Linked DNA regions of Homo sapiens: region 1 is linked to region 2. A link is an interaction called in ENCODE POLR2A ChIA-PET data of the cell type or tissue named here. Cell type or tissue: MCF 10A. All regions are shown on one strand. Each heading gives the region's core, and the rest is flanking DNA. Links, peaks and the distances in the headings are about the cores only. Region 1 has its middle 11 kb from the start of TLE6. Region 2 holds the start of FZR1 (fizzy and cell division cycle 20 related 1).

Region 1 (7,775 bases), core at 2,376-4,875, 540 kb after region 2:
TCCTGCCAGGGCCTCCCAAATTGTTGGCATTACAGGAATGAGCCTGGCCTGCTTAAGCAATTCTTAAACAGAAGTATTTTGCTTCTAACGTCAGAGATGGTATCTATGTGGTGCAAATGGTCAGTGTCTAGTGCAATGTGCTTTTCTGTTACAAGGAAGCAGGTCAGAGTGCAGCCAGATTAATGCTTCATTTTAATTTTAATTTTTTATTTTTTGAGATGGAGTTTCGCTCTTTTTGCCCAGGCTGGAGTGCAGTGGTGCAGTCTCGACTCACTGCAACCTCCACCTCCCGGGTTCAAGCAATTCTCCTGCATCAGCCTCCCTAGTAGCTGGGATTACAGGCGCCCGCCACCACGCCCGGCTAATTTTTTGTCCTTTTAGTAAAGACAGGGTTTCACCATGTTGGTCAGGGTGGTCTCGAACTCCTGACCTCAGGTGATCCACCTGCCTCGGCCTCCCAAAGTGCTAAGATTACAGGCGTGAGCCACCAGGCCCAGCCTAATGCTTAATTATAACTATATGTCTGTACATAATTCTTTTTTTTTTTTTTTTTTTGAGATGGAGTCTCGCTCTGTCACCCAGGCTAGAGTGCATTGGCACAATCTCGGCTCACTGCAACCTCCACCTCCCAGGTTCAAGGAATTCTCCTGCCTCAGCCTCCTAAGTAGCTGGGACTACAGGCGCCTGCCACCACGCCTGGCTAATTTTTTTTTATTTTTAGTAGAAACGGGGTTTCACCATCTTGGCCAGGCTGGTCTCGAACTCCTGACCTTGTGATCCACCCGCCTCGGCCTCCCAAAGTGCTGGGATTACAGGCGTGAGCCACCGCTCCCGGCCAATCTGTACAGAATTCTTGTTAACCCTGTGAGGACAGCTTCACCCCCACCCTCAGGCTCCACACCAACCCCCTGTCACAGGAAGAGTGAGTTTGTGGAAGTGGCTAGGATTGATGAGGTTTGCCTCCTGCCACCTGGTAGAAAGAAGCTGATATTTGTTTTCTGTAGCTGCTGTAACAGATGACTGCAAACCAGGTGGCTTCAGACAACAGAAATGTATTTTCGCACAGTGACGGAGGCCAGAATCGAGGTGTGGGGAGGGCCACTGTGCTCCCTCTGAAGGCTCCAGGGGAGGGTCCTCCCTGCCTCTTCCAGTTTCTGGTGGCGGCCAGCAGGCTTTGGTGTGACTTGGCTTCACTCCAATTTCTGCTTCCATCACTGCTTGGCTTTCTTCCCTGTTTGTCTCTGTGTCTGTGTCCAAATTTCCCTCTCCTGATAAGAACGCCAATTATTAGATTTAGGAGCTGCCTTGAGAATCGCTTGAACCCGGGAGGCGGAGGTTGCAGTGAGCCGAGGTGGCGCCACTGCACTCCAGCCTGGGTGAGGGAGTGAGACCCTGTCTCAAAAAAAACAAAAAACAACAACAACAACAACAAAAAAACAACAGATTTAGAAGCTGTCTTAATCCAATGTGACCTCATCTTAACTAATCTTTTTTTTTTTTTTGACTCGGAGTCTTGCTCTGTCGCCAGGCTGGAGTGCAGCGATGTGATCTCGGCTCGCTGCAACCTCCGCCTCCCAGGTTCAAGCGATTCTCCTGCCTCAACCTCCCCAGTAGCTGGGACTACAGGCGCCCGCCACCACCACGCCCAACTAATTTTTGTATTTTTAGTAGAGATGGGGTTTCACTCTGTTGGCCAGGATGGTCTCCATCTGTTGCCCTTGTGGTCTGCCTGCGTTGGCCTCCCAAAGTGCTGGGACTCCAGGTGTGTGCCACCATGCCCGTCTAATTTTTGTATTTTTTTGCCGAGGGGAGTGTTGGCGTGTTGCCCAGTCTGGTCTCAAGCTCCTGGCCTCACGTGATCCACCCACCTTGGCCTCCCAAAGTGCTGGGAGTACAGGAGTGAGCCACTGCATTCGGCCATAACTAATCATATCTGCAATGACCCTATTTCCAAATAAGGTCGCATTCCCAGGTACAGGGGATGGAGGGGGCTTTTGGACTTCAACAGATATTTTTGGGGGACAAAGTTCTACCCACTACAAGGCTCAAAAAAGAAACTGTCAACCTAAATAACAAACAAGGAGAAGCTCTCTAAAACAAAAGGATATTTATTTGGAAATAGGGCTTTGCAGTGCTATAGTAAGTAAGCTATGCACATACTGAGGGAGGTAATAGAAGACAAAGATTTCTAAAGGAGAATTGAGGAAGATGACGTAACTATTTTGAGGTAATTATCCTTCGCTACAAGGATCAATAACAACGGTAGGCCAGGCACGGTGGCTGACGCGTGTAATCCCAGCACTTTGGGAGGTTGAGGTGGGCAGATCACCTGAGGCCAGGAGTTCAAGATCAGCCTGGCCAACATGGAGAAACCCCATCTCTGCTAAAAATACAAAAATTAACCGGGCATGCTGGCGCCTGCCTGTAATCCTAGCTACTTGGGAGGCTGAAGCACAAGAATCACTTGAACCCAGGAGGCGGAGGTTGCAGTGAGCTGAGATCACACCACTGCACTCCAGCCTGGACGACAGAGTGAGACCCTGTCTCAAACAAACAAACAAACAAAAAACAAGGATAAAGCTGGTCTTGTTGAAAAGATGTCCTGTAGAATAAGGTTGTGACGGGAAGTTTGATGCGGCCAGGCGTGGTGGTTTACGCCTGTAATCCCAGCACTTTGAGAGGCTGAGGCAGGCGGATCACGAGGTCAGGAGATCCAGACCATCCTGGCTAACACAGTGAAACCCCGTCTCTACTAAAAATTTAAAAAATCAGGGCTGGGCGCGGTGGCTCACACCTTTAATCACAGCACTTTGGGAGGCCGAGGTGGGCGGATCACGAGGTCAGGAGATCGAGACCATCCTGGCTAACACGGTGAAACCCTGTCTCTACTAAAAATACAAAAAAAATTAGCCGGGCGTGGTGGTGGGCGCCTGTAGTCCCAACTACTCAGGAGGCTGAGGCAGGAGAATGGCGTGAACCCAGGAGGCAGAGCTTGCAGTGAGCCGAGATCCTGCCACTGCACTCCAGCCTGGGCAACAGAGCGAGACTCCATCTCCAAAAAAAAAAAAAAAATCAGCCGGCATGGTGGCGGGTGCCTGTAGTCCCAGCTACTCGGGAGGCTGAGGCAGGAGAGTGGCAGACGGAGCTTGCAGTGAGCCAAGATTGCGCCACTGCACTCTAGCCTGGGTGACAGAGCGAGACTCCATCTCAAAAAACAAAAAGAAAAAAGGAAGTTTGATGCAAATTTTTGGGGTTTGCAGCCTTTTATTTTTTTCTTTTATTTTTTTGAGACAGGGTCTCATGCTATTGCTCAGGTTGGAGTGCAGTGGCCCCATCATGGCTCACTGTTGCCTCAACCTACGAGGCTTAAGTCATCCTCCCACCTTAGCCTTCTGAGTAGCTGGGACTACAGGCATGTGCCACCACGCCTGGCTATTTTTTATTTTTTATTGTTTTGTAGAGGCAGAGTCTGGCTGTGTTGCTCCGGCTGGCCTCAAACTCCTAGGCTCAAGTGATCCTCCTGTCTCGGCCTCCCAAAGTGCTGGGATTACAGGTGTGAGCCCCGTGCCCGGCATGCAGTCTTTTGTGATATTTTCTTGTTATCAGGCATCCATGCATGAGAACGCACTATTCAAAGCTGTCCCTGGCTCTATTTGTCACTTTGCTGTTGTTGTTGTTTTTTTGTTTTTAGACAGAGTTTCACCTTGTCACCCGGGCTGGAGTACAGTGGCGCGATCTCGGATCACTGCAACCTCTGCCTCCTGGGTTCAAGTAATTCTCATGCCTCAGTCTCCTGTGTAGCTGGAATTATAGACACCCGTCACCACGCCCAGCTGATTTTTTTTGTAGTTTAGTAGAGACTGGATTTCACCATGTTGCCCAGGCTGGTCTTGAACTCCTGAGCTCAGGCAATCTGCCAATCTCTGCCGCCCGAAGTGCTAGGATTACAGGCATGAGCCACTGCACCTGGCGTCACTTTTTTTTTTTTTTTTTGAGACGGAGTCTCGTTTCGTCGCCCCAGCTGGAATGCAGTGGCACAATCTCGGCTCACTGCAAGCTCCGCCTCCCGGGTTCACACCATTCTCCTGCCTCAGCCCCCCAGTAGCTGGGACAACAGGTGCCCGCTGCCACGCCCGGCTAATTTTTTGTATTTTTAGTAGAGATGGGGTTTCACCGTGTTAGCCAGGATGGTCTTGATCTCCTGACCTTGTGATCCGCCTGCCTCGGCCTCCCAATGTGTTGAGATTACAGGCGTGAGCCACCGCGCCCGGCCTTTTTTTTTTTTTTTTTTTTTTTTTTTAACACAAGTCACTCCATTTTGATTCTGACAACTTTCTTTTTTTTTTTTTTCTTTCATACGGAGTCTCGCTCTGTCTTCCAGGCTGGAGTGCAATGGCATGATCTCGGCTCACTGCAACCTCCGCCTGCCGGGTTCAAGCGATTCTCCTGCCTCAGCCTCGCAAGTAGCTGGGACTACGGGTGCACTTCACCACACCTGGCTAATTTTTGTATTTTTAATAGAGACGGGTTTCACCGTGTTAGGATGGTCTCGATCTCTTGACCTCATGATCCACCCGCCTCGACCTCCCAAAGTGCTGGGATGACAGGTGTGAGCCACCGCACCCAGCCTGATTCTGACGACTTTCATATGAGTAACTATAACAACTCAATGTTTTCATCAACCACTAAATCCCATTTTACATAGGAGGAAATTAAGTCCCAGAGAAGCTAAGTGACCTACTTAGGACCACACAGTTGCTAAGTAAACTAGGATTTTATCCCAGGCAGTCTTGCTCCAGGAGGTATTCCCATAACCCTTACGCCATCATAGAGAGATCCAGTTAGGATCTGCTCAGGTAGTGGCATTAGACTGGACCTCCTCATGAACCCAAGCTTGGAGGAAGGGGCATCCACATCCACTCCAAAAGTGGGTTTTGAGGGCCAGGCACGGTGGCTCACGCCTGTAATCCCAGCACTTTGGGAGGCCGAGGTGGGCGGATCACCTGAGGTCAGGATTTCAAGACCAGCTGAGTCAACATGATGGAACCTCGTCTCTACTAAAAATGAAAAAACTAGCTGGGTGTAGTGGCGCGCACTTGTAATCCCACCTACTCGGGAGGCTGAGGCAGGAGAATCACTTGAACCCGGGAGGCGGAGGCTGCAGTGAGCCGAGCTCCCACCACTGTACTCCAGCCCGGGTGACAGAGTGAGACTCCACCTCAAAAAAAAAAAAAAAAAAAAAAGAAGTGGGTTTTGAATCTCCTGGACCTGGCTTTCCTCTCAAAAGAAATCCAGAGACATTAGTTAGCTATTGCTGTGTAACAAATTGCCCCTAAACTTGCTGGGCCATTTACACGAATTGTTGAAACAATCAACATTTATTATCTCACAGTTTCTGATGGTCCAGAATCAGGGGGCAGCTTTGTTGGTTCAACATAGGGTCACTGATGAATAATTATTCATGTTCAAGCCTCTATTTTTTTTTTTTTTTTTGAGACAGGGACTGAGACTCACAGGCTAAGTGCAGTAGGGTGATCACAGCTAACTGCAGCCTCAAACTTCCAGGCCCGAGCGATCCTCTGGCCTCAGCCTCCTGCGTAACTGGAACTACAGTCCCCTGCCACCACGCCCAGGTAATTTTTGTTTGTTTTTGCAGAGACAGGGTCTCCCTATATTGCACAAGCTGGTCTCGAACTCCTGGGTGTTTGAGTCTTTCTTTATCCCCTCTTCAATCGAACACCCTCTGTCATCCAGAATTCAATTAACAAATCTCTTCTCAGTGATGTTTCTCTTATTGTATTTATTTATTTATTTATTTATTTATTTTGAGACCCAGGGTCTCTCTCTTTTGCCCAGGCTGGAGCGCAGTGGTGTGATCTTGGCTCACTGCAACCTCTGCCTCCTGGGTTCAAGTGATTATCCTGCCTCAGCCTCCTGAGTAGCTGAGATTACAGGGGCGCACTATCATGCCCAGCTAATTTTTGTTTTGTTTAGTTTTGTTTTTGAGATGGAGTCTCGCTCTGTCGCCCAGGCTGGAGTGCAGTGGCGCAATCTCGGCTCACTGCAAGCTCCGCCTCCTGGATTCACGCCATTCTCCTGCCTCAGCCTCCCAAGTAGCTGGGACTACAGGCACCTGCCACCATGCCCGGCTAATTTTTTTTTTTTTTTGTATTTTTAGTAGAGACGGGGTTTCACCGTGTTAGCCAGGATGGTCTCGATCTCCTGACCTCATGATCCGCCTGCCTCGGCCTCCCTAAGTGCTGGGATTACAGGCATGAGCCATCACGCCCAGTCTACTTTTTTTTTTAGTAGAGATGGGGTTTTGCCATGTTGGCCAGGCTGGTCTCAAACTCCTGACCTCAGGTGATCCCCCTGCCTCAGCCTCCCAAAGTGCTGGGATTACAGGTGTGAACCATCGCACCCAGCAGACACTTCTCTGATTTAAATCACTCCATCTTTCCCGAGTTTTCCTAATCGTCCCACCACCCTGTGATATTTTCTTGTTTGTTTCATTCTTCCTTGTCTGTCCTGGACGGGCTCTGTAAATTATTGCTAGAAGGAGATGACTGAGTGGGGAGAACTTTTTTTTTTTTTTAAGATGGAGTCTCGCTCTGTCGCCCAAGCTGGAGTTCAGTGGCGTGATCTCGGCTCACTGCAGTCTCCGTCTCCCAGGTTCAAGCAATTGCCCTGCCTCAGCCTCCTGAGTAGCTGGGATTACAGGTGCGCGCCACCATGCCCGGCTAATTTTTGTATTTTTAGTAGAGACAGGGTTTCACCATGTTGGCCAGCCTGTGCTTGAACTCCTGACCTCAAGTGATCCACCCGCCTCAGCCTCCCAAAGTGCTGGGATTACAGGAGTGAGCCACCGTGCCTGGCCAGAGTGGGGAGCACTTTAACCCACCCACATGCATGTTTTTTGGTGTCTGCTTTCCTTGGATGTCTCAGTTGCGAGGGTCCACGCTAGCTTTGCCCCTATGGCATGCCTGGGCCTGATGGGGCCCTGCACTTCCTCTGGACACTGGTTCCCATCAAGGCCAGTTATGGTAGCTCACACCCTCAGTCCCAGCTACTCTGGAGGCTGTGGCAGGAGGCTTGCTTGAGCCTAGGAGTTCGAGACCAGCTGGGCAACATAGCAAGATCCCATCTCTACAAAAAATAAATAAATAAAAAACAAAAAAAGAAAGTAAAGGATTGGAGTCTTTTGAAGGTCAAGCTGTGGATCGTAGTTTACATTTTACCCTTTAAGAACCATCCCCTCGGGCCAGGTGCAGTGGCTCAAGCCTGTAATCCCAGCACTTTGGGAGGCTGACGCTTGCAAATCACCTGAGGTCGGAATTTCGAGACCAGCCTGGCCAACATGGTGAAACCCCATCTCTACTAAAAATACAAAAATGAGCCAGGCATGGTGGTGCATGTCAGTAATCCAAGCTCCTTGGGAGGCTGAGGCAGGAGAATCGCTTGGACTTGGAAGGTGGAGGTTGCAGTGAGCCAAGATTGCACCACCACACTCCAGCCTGGGTGACAGAGGGAGACTCTGTCTCAAAAAAAAAAAAAAAAAAAGAAGGCCAGGCGCGGTGGCTCACGCCTGTCATCCCAGCACTTTGGGAGGCTGAGGCGGGTGGATCACCTAAGGTCAGGAATTCAAGCCCAGCCTGACCAACAAGGTGAAACCCTGTCTCTACTAAAAATACAAAAATTAGCTGGGCGTGGTGGTGGGCACCTGTAGTCCCAGCCACTCGGGAGGCTGAGACAGGAGAATTTCTTGAACCCAGGAG
Region 2 (7,775 bases), core at 2,724-5,223:
TAGGACAGAGGCAAACCTTGCCCGTGCCTACCAGCTGGCACAGCTGGAAGCACTCAGTGTGCTTGACTGAATGTCCTTGGGACAGCAGGTGGGCAGGCGCCATTGCATCTTGGGGCCTGGGACAGCACCCTCTGCTCAAGGTCCCCATGCAGTTGGTGAGGGTAGAGCTGGGACGTGAATCCAGCCAGTCTGGGTCTGGCTCTGTGCCCACTCCCTGGCCCTTGCCCCAGGAGGCGAAGTGTCCTAGACTCAGCACTCGGCCCAGCCCTGCCCACGGGGAAGCTGCAAGGCACTGCCTCCTGCTGGAGTCTCCGCAGAGTGGTTCCAGCAGGAGGCCTCCGACTAAGGATCACTGGATGGTGGTGACAGAGCTCGGGGGTGGGCCGGGACACAGCCCCTCACAGGTCCCGACCCCTGCAAAGTTGCTGGATGGCGGTGACAGAGCCAGGGGGTGGGCTGGCTAACAGCCCTCACAGGTCCCAACCCCTGCAAAGTTGCAAAGTGCTCCTGCCTGAGGGGTCCCAGGTGTCCCCAGACCACCTGTGAGGCCCTGGCCCAGGTGCCCTCCCAGAGAGCCCCCTCCTCATGTGAAAGGCAAGGGACTGCGCTGGGTGCCTGGGCGTGATGTCCAGCCATCCTCTGCGGGGCTAGGGAGAAGCACCAGATAAGAAAGACCCCCCACAAAAAAATGGGGGGTCACCCAGCTATCCGCTGTCTGCTCTCACTGGATCTGGGAGTTTCTGGGGAGGTTTGCCTCCTGCCCTGCGCCCAGGAGTGTCATTTATGAAGCACGGCTTCACAAGCGTCACCTCATCCCACTAATCTCATTCCCAGCCACTCCTCAGAGGAGGACTCTAGATGGCTCTCTCGGGTCACATTTGGATGTCCTCGGTGTCATGATGTGATTAAGGGGGCAGCCGTGCCAGCTGCATAGATGGCCTTGTCAGAGCACGTGAGCCCCCCACCAGCACCACCCCACCCAGCACACGCGGCCCTCAGCCCTGCAGCTCCAGGGACCCAAGGCGGGCGAAGCACCCAGACACCCTTATCGCTAACCCTCCTTGTGCCCTCCCATGAAAGTAAACCAAGTCCCATGAAAAGGTTCTAGCAGGGTCCATCAGAAAGAGTGTGGGCTTTCGACGGGATCAGCCCAGGCTGAGTCCCAGCTTCAACCCTTCCTGGCCACGAAGCTTTGGGCAGCTTCACCTCTTGGGACATCAGTTTCTTCATCAGTTAAGCAGGGACAACACTGCCTGCCTAGGAAGCTGTGAAATCAGGCATGAGGTCTACGAGGCAGCAGGCACCCGGCATGACCCAGAGAAGATGCTTGGTGAGAGCTGGCTGGGCCCAGGACTCATGACAGGTGCACACACGGCCCCAGAGGTGCTCAGTGGATGCTGGCTGGGCCCGGGACTCATGACAGGGGTACGCAGGTCCCCAGACTGCTCCCTGCTCCTTCGTCCTTGGGCATGGCGGTGCCTTGGCAGCCAGGATGCTGCCCCAGTGACCTCCTGTCCACAGACCATGACACTTATCTCCTCCCATGCTGCCCCCATCAGTCTCAGAGAGGAGGGAGGACGTCAGAGAAATGGGGCTCCCGGGGCAGGTGGCCGTGGTTGCAGGGGTGGACTGACACAGGGGAGAGGTGGACTCTGGACCAGAACCAGAGCCGGGGCCTAGCGGAGAGACCACTGAGGCACAGAGATCTCTGCAGGGAGCAACCCCCACCTGCAGAAGAACAAGCTGAGCTGGCGGCCTCTGACCTCTACAAACGCAAAGACACAGCCAAGAGTAGCCAAGTAAAAAAGGGTGGGGCCCAGACCCTTGGCAGGGGACAGCGTGCCTTCCAGGGTGCCCGTGTGAGCCATGGCGAGGCGAGTTACTGTTGGAGGCCGGTGCCTGGGCCCCGGGAATACACCCCGTGCACGTCATTCATTCATTTACTCACGCCGCCACCTGCCAGCCGACGCCTCCCCACCAACCAGCCATGTGCCATGTGGGTTCTAGGTGCTGACCCAGGCGCCGCAAAGCAGAGCCAAGCTGCTGCCCCCACTGGGTGTGCAGCCTATTTTTCTCTTCTTGTTTTTAAAATATAGAGATGGGGGTCAGGGTCTCCCTATGTTGCCCGGGCTGGTTTCAAACTCCTGGGCTCAAGCAATCCTCCTGCTGAGGCCTCCCAAAGTGCTGCGATTCCAGGCGTGAGCCTCTGTACCCAGCCGGCAGGCAGTCTAGAGTGAATAGCAGTCTAGAGTGGATGAGAAGCATCCCCAGGGTCTACTCGGCCAGCAGCTCTCACCCTCTTCCCTGTGTGGGGGGCAGCTCCCACCTCCAGCCCACTCCCGTGAGAACTGCTCTCCACACTTCCAAATGGTGCCTGCAGATAAAAGACCCGAGGTTGCTCATCTCCAGCCTCCTGGTACCACCGAGTACCCACAGCCCTGTCTGACTTGATGACACCTTCAGACCTAAAAGACACCTGGGTCTGCGGCAGCACAAAAGGCTGCAGTGCCCCACGTGAGGAGGAAGGCAGCGTGGCACCACGCCTGTGGTCTCTCAGGATCGGATGGAGCGCCATCAGGTTCCCGAGGCCCGCACATCTCTGCATCTCTGTCTGTGTCATGCAGCTCCCACCCACGGGTCCCAGGCGAGGTGAGGCGGTAGCAATAGAAACCCAGTCCGGGGAGTTCATGGCGAGGGCCCCAACCTCAGCGCTGCGGACATTTGGGCCGGAACGCTGTCTATGGCGGGGAGTCCTGGGCTCTGCGGGGCGCTGAGCAGCATCACTGGCCTCCACTCACTCCATGCCAGGAGCGCCCCCCAGTTGTGACAATGCACAGATGTCCCGAGGTGTTGCCCAGTGCCTGTGGGGGCGGAGTCACCCAGGTGGGGAATGCATGGATGAGGGGGATCCTGAGGGGGATCCTTAAGTGGAAGAGTTGCTCTCCAGGGCAAACAGACCAGCACTGGCCTCCCACACTCCTCAGCCCTCCGGTGAAAGCAGACAGATGCCCACTGCCCACCCTCTCTCTGCTCCCATCATCCTTCCACCACCGACCCAGTGGCCTGCAGGCTGGTGGGGATGAGAATATAGAGGTTCCCAGGCCAAATCTGATCTGGGAGAGAGGAAGATTCACAACAGAAGGGAATGTGTGCAAAACAGCACAGGAATCTGAACGGCCTGCCGCTCTCCAGAACCCAGCAGTGTGGCCGGGCATGCTGGCTCCGCCAGTAATCCCAGAGCTTTGGGAGGCCAGGGCAGGAGGATCACTTGAGCCCAGGACTTCAAGGCCAGCCTGAGCAACATGGTAAAACCCCGTCTCTACAGAAAATACAAACATTAGCCAGGTATGGTGGCGCGCCTGGAGTCCCAGCTACTCGGGAGACTGAGGTGGGCAGATTACCTGAGGCTGGAAGGTCGAGGCTGCAGTGAGTTGTGATTGCGCCACTGCACTCCAGCCTAGGTAACAAAGTGAGACTCCATCTCAAAAAGGAAAAAGAAAAAAGAAAAAAATCAGAACCGTGCAGCAATTTGGGAAGGCTGGGGTGGAAGGGACATGCTGGGGGCAGGAGGACAAGGTGGAAAGGTTGGAAGGCAGGTCTCTAGAGCTGGGCTCACGGTGGTTGCATGGGGTTGACACCATCAGACACGATCAGCCGGCGAGTGGAGGCACCAGCGCCTCAGTCACAGAGCAACAAGGACGGTCGCCACACAACCACCAGCGCCTGCCTCTTCGCAGCAGCTCAACTCACAACAGGCAGACACTGGAAACAGCACCAACGTCCACTGAATAAGGAGACGCACAAAACCCGGTGCCTCCACATCACGGAACATGACTCAGCCACGACAAAGAGCAGGGCTCTGACTCAGGCCACAGCCTAGACGCACCTTGAGGACATCACACTCAGTGAGAGATGCCAGACACAAAAGGCCACACAATGTGGGATTCCATTTCTATGAAATGTCCGGGACAGGCCCAGCCACAGAGGCAGGGGAGACAGGTGGTGGCGGCTGATGGGGTCAAGGCTGGTTTCTTCCTGAGGGAATGAGAATGCTCCAGAATTGGGCAGAGGTGATGGCGGCCCGAGCCTGTGAACATATAAAAACCAGGGAACTGCACGCTCTAAAGCAGTGAATCGTGCGGCAGGAGAAGTGTATCCAAATAAAGCTACTACGAGCAAAAATTAAATAAAGAAAGAAGGGCCAGTGAAGAAGCCTGAAGGAAGAACCAGACGGAGTAGGAAGCCAAGAGAGAGTGGGGGTGTTCACCGTTGTGGGGGCGGTGTGTCATTCGTGGTCAGTGGCGGCTGAGTGACTGAATGAGGCGCGGCCAGGCAGGCTGCTTGTGTGCCCCTCATCCCATCCATGAATGAGGACACTGAGGCAGAGGAAGGCAGTCACCTGCCAACGCACACAGGGACCTGGGGCCACTGGGGACATGAACGTCCCTGGACGAGAACATAAGTGGCCCAGGAAGGGGCTCTGGCTCTGTGCTGAGTCCAGTGGCTGGGAAGAACAGTGACATGTGGGCAAGGCAGTGACAAGCGGAGTTGACGAGCAGGTCACTGGTGACCACAGGGAGGTGTCGGGGGCAGAAGAGAGATGAGGTCAAACACTCCCTTTCCTGCTGGTAGGTGCCCAGGTCCCTGTGGCAGTGCCAACAGGGGGCCCGCTGTGGGCAAGCACACAGCCCAGGGCACTGAGCAGGCCGGAGGCGGAGCGGGGACCAGGCAGGCACACTCACTGCCCTCACGGGGCTCACAGTCCAGACATTGGGGACAGGCTGCTTTCTGTACTGGGCCGTTCTGGGCACAGTGGGGGCACTGAGCAGCATGCCTGGCTCAAATACTGCCAAATGTCCCCTGGGGACAGAATTGGGCAGTGGAGAGCTTTGCGCCAGGAGAAAGGAGTGACAGCGCTGAGTTCCTAGAAGACCAAGCCCCTGGATCTTCACCTCTGCCTGGAGTCCCCGGGAGCGGCCCTACACACACAGACTTTCCATCCTCTCCCCTCTAAATGACACCAAGCAAAAGGTCCTCAGAACCAATTCCATTCTGGGACTCCCAAACCCAGAAGTTCTCAGTCTACAAAACCCCTCTACCAGAAACCCCATTAAACAGTAAGTGGTTTGAAAATCAACGTAAGGCCGAGCGCGGTGGCGCACGCCTGTAATCACAGCACTTTGGGAGGCCTCGAGGCGGGCAGATCGCCTGAGGTCAGGAGTTGGAGACCAGCCTGGCCAACATGGTGAAAACCTGTCTCTACTTAAAATACAAAAATAGCCGGGCGTGGTGCGCACACCTGTAATCCCAGCTACTCAGGAGGCTGAGGCAGGAGAATCACTTGAACCTGGGAGGCAGAGGTTGCGGTGAGCCGAGATCGCGCCACTGGACTTCAGCCCAGAGCGAAACTCCATCTCAAAAAAAAAAAAAAAAAAAAAGAAAATCAATGTAGCCCCACCTTGAAGACCAATCCGGCTTGTCTGTTTCTAGAAACTCCTCCTCCAAACCCCAAAGCCCCACCCCAACCCCTACCCCCACCACTGCCTGCAGCCAGGGCACAGGTTCTGAAATTTGACCTGGGAAGCAAGTCACAGGGGCAAACTGGCGGGTACCACCTTGCCAAGATACCCCTCCCCAGTAAAGCACCGGGCTTGCCTTTGAGTAAGTGTCTGCTCCCTTAGCAAAACCCTCTGCAACCCAACTCCGCTCGCTGCTCAAGGCGCCGGGCAGCGGCCAGTGGCCAGCACACCTGCCTCCACTTGGGATTCCGAAGGAAATGACAATCGGGTGTCGCCAAAACACACGGGCCCCTGACACAGGAGGAGGCCCACGCGGAATTCCGCATGACAGACGGCCCCCGACACATCCACTCCGGGGACCAAACCTAGGTGATGCCGTCAGCTTCTATCCCCACCCCCACCCCGAGAGAGACCACTCCGCCTTCACTTCAAAGTCCCCGCAGGCTGCCCTCATGCTGGTGGTGTGTGTCCTTGGTGGATGGTTTTCCCTTAGGTAAATCACCCTCCTTCAAAGCACATAGGTTGGGGTGGGGGCCTCACCACGGAGAGGCATGAGGTCATCGCCCGGTAGACTGGGGCGGGGCGGGGGAATCGGAACCAGAGAGACGCCCTGAACCAGAGGATGAGTTTGGGGTGGAGAAAACAGGGGAAAAGACAAAACAGATTTAGGCTGAACATCTGCATATCGGGGGTCTCAGGACGTGGGGTGGAGACAGGTCTGGACGGTGGAAGAGGGGGAGGGGGTGTCACAGGTTTGAGTAGGGGTAAAACGGCTCTGAATGGGGGGCACACTCCATATTCTGGGGATCCGAGATGGCCAGGCTTGCGTTTGGAGAAGACACGGGGCAGGACGCAGGACGGAGGTTCAGTTCGGAGGAGGGAGGGGCTTGTGCACGGATAGCTCGTCTGAGGCTTTGGTGGGAGAGCTGGATTTCGGGGGAATGGGGGCTGGTAGGGGGCACGCTGGGAGGGTGGGGGAGCAGAAATCAGCGAGATGAGGTGAGACGGGGACATCCATGCACTCAACCCGTGCCTGCGGGGACTGGTGGACACAACAGTGACCACAGACACAGGTTTCCGGGTGTCCCGGGCTGGGACTGCATTTTACTGGGGCGAGGGGCTGGTTGCGGCCTGGGCGAGCCATCGCACACCACAGGCTCAGCGATGGGGGGCGGCTTCGTGTGGGCAGGACCCAAGCTGGGAGGGTCTGAACTGGGAAGTCCCGGGGATGACAGGCCAGGGAGAAATCACCCGGGTTAGGAGGCGGGGTCTGCTGTTCTAGGGGTGCGCAGTGGGGTCCCCTGGTTGGGGGTGCAGGGCTCAGCCTATTTTAAAAAGAATGGTGGACGCTGACGGCGGCTGCGGGGAGGTCACGACTTACAGGTGGCTCGGGGTGGGGGTCACGGCAGGCCCCGACGTGGGGGGGACGCTGGGATTTGGGTGTTAACTCGGGAGACGCGGATGCTGAGGTCACCCGGGCCTAGTTCGGCCTGGGAGGCGGCATTCGAGGGGACTGGGGGCTCCTGGAGGGGCCTGAGCTGGGGTGGGGGTCGCAGCCCGCCCCGCCGTCCCGGTTTTGGGGGGTCGCAGTCAAGCTCCGCCGCCTAGGGCCCGGGGGGCGGGTCCCCGACCCCGGCCGCCTCACCTGGCTCGCTCCCGTGGCTCGCTGGCTCCCGCCGACCCCGCCTCTCCTGGCACCGCACAGCGCCCGCCTCCGGCCTCCGCAGCTCCCGCAGGCCCGGCCGCGGCCGCCGCTGACGGGATCCCGGGCTCCGCGGTCCCTAATATGGCGGCGGTCGCTCCTCCGCTGCCTCCCGGCTCCCTCCCTCCGCCGCGCGCGCCCGGCCGGCCGCGCGCACCCCCGCAACCCGACCACGCCCCCACGCCGCGCGCGGCTAATCGCGGCCACGCCCCCCGCCTACCCCACACACCGCCAGGCCCTGCCCAACACCCAGCCAGGCCCTGCCCACTCCGAGTGGCTGCGCCTGCGCGCGTTGGGCATCTCGGGAGGACGTGACGTCTCCCGCGATTCAAATCAATACAGGAAGCGCGGCTCCACGCGTTGCCCAGGGCAACCGCGGCCGGAAGAGGACCCGCGGGGTGCTAGACGTTGCAGAAATGGCTCTGGTAGATGGAGGGCGTGGTTCCCACTGGGGACAGTCGCGGAATGGGGCGCCCCAGGGCAGACCCTTCCTAGGGTAGATCGAAGCCAGGCACACCTCAGTGCGGCATTGACGTCGCGCCTAATGAGCGCAG

Evidence for each region. Peaks named below come from ENCODE experiments on the same cell type or tissue, not always from the same donor. Only the 100,000 strongest peaks of a DNase experiment are listed, where the experiment ranks them.
Region 1: POLR2A ChIA-PET joins it to region 2 with 8 read pairs; 5 of 35 experiments call an interaction of 5 or more read pairs at or near these places.

What each region holds. Positions count from the first base shown.
Region 1 is chr19:2,962,624-2,970,398 of GRCh38, reverse strand. No RefSeq gene overlaps it. Among named protein-coding and RNA genes, the nearest start is that of TLE6, 11 kb to the left of the region's middle. In MCF 10A, for the core only: no CTCF peak of the experiment used is centred there; no DNase peak of the experiment used is centred there.
Region 2 is chr19:3,505,864-3,513,638 of GRCh38, reverse strand. It overlaps FZR1 (fizzy and cell division cycle 20 related 1), which reads right to left and starts at 7,328. Exons shown (of 14, transcript NM_016263.4): 1 at 7,165-7,328. RefSeq lists enhancers at 6,574-6,783, 7,594-7,775 and a silencer at 7,124-7,273. In MCF 10A, for the core only: no CTCF peak of the experiment used is centred there; a DNase peak (open chromatin) is centred at 3,848.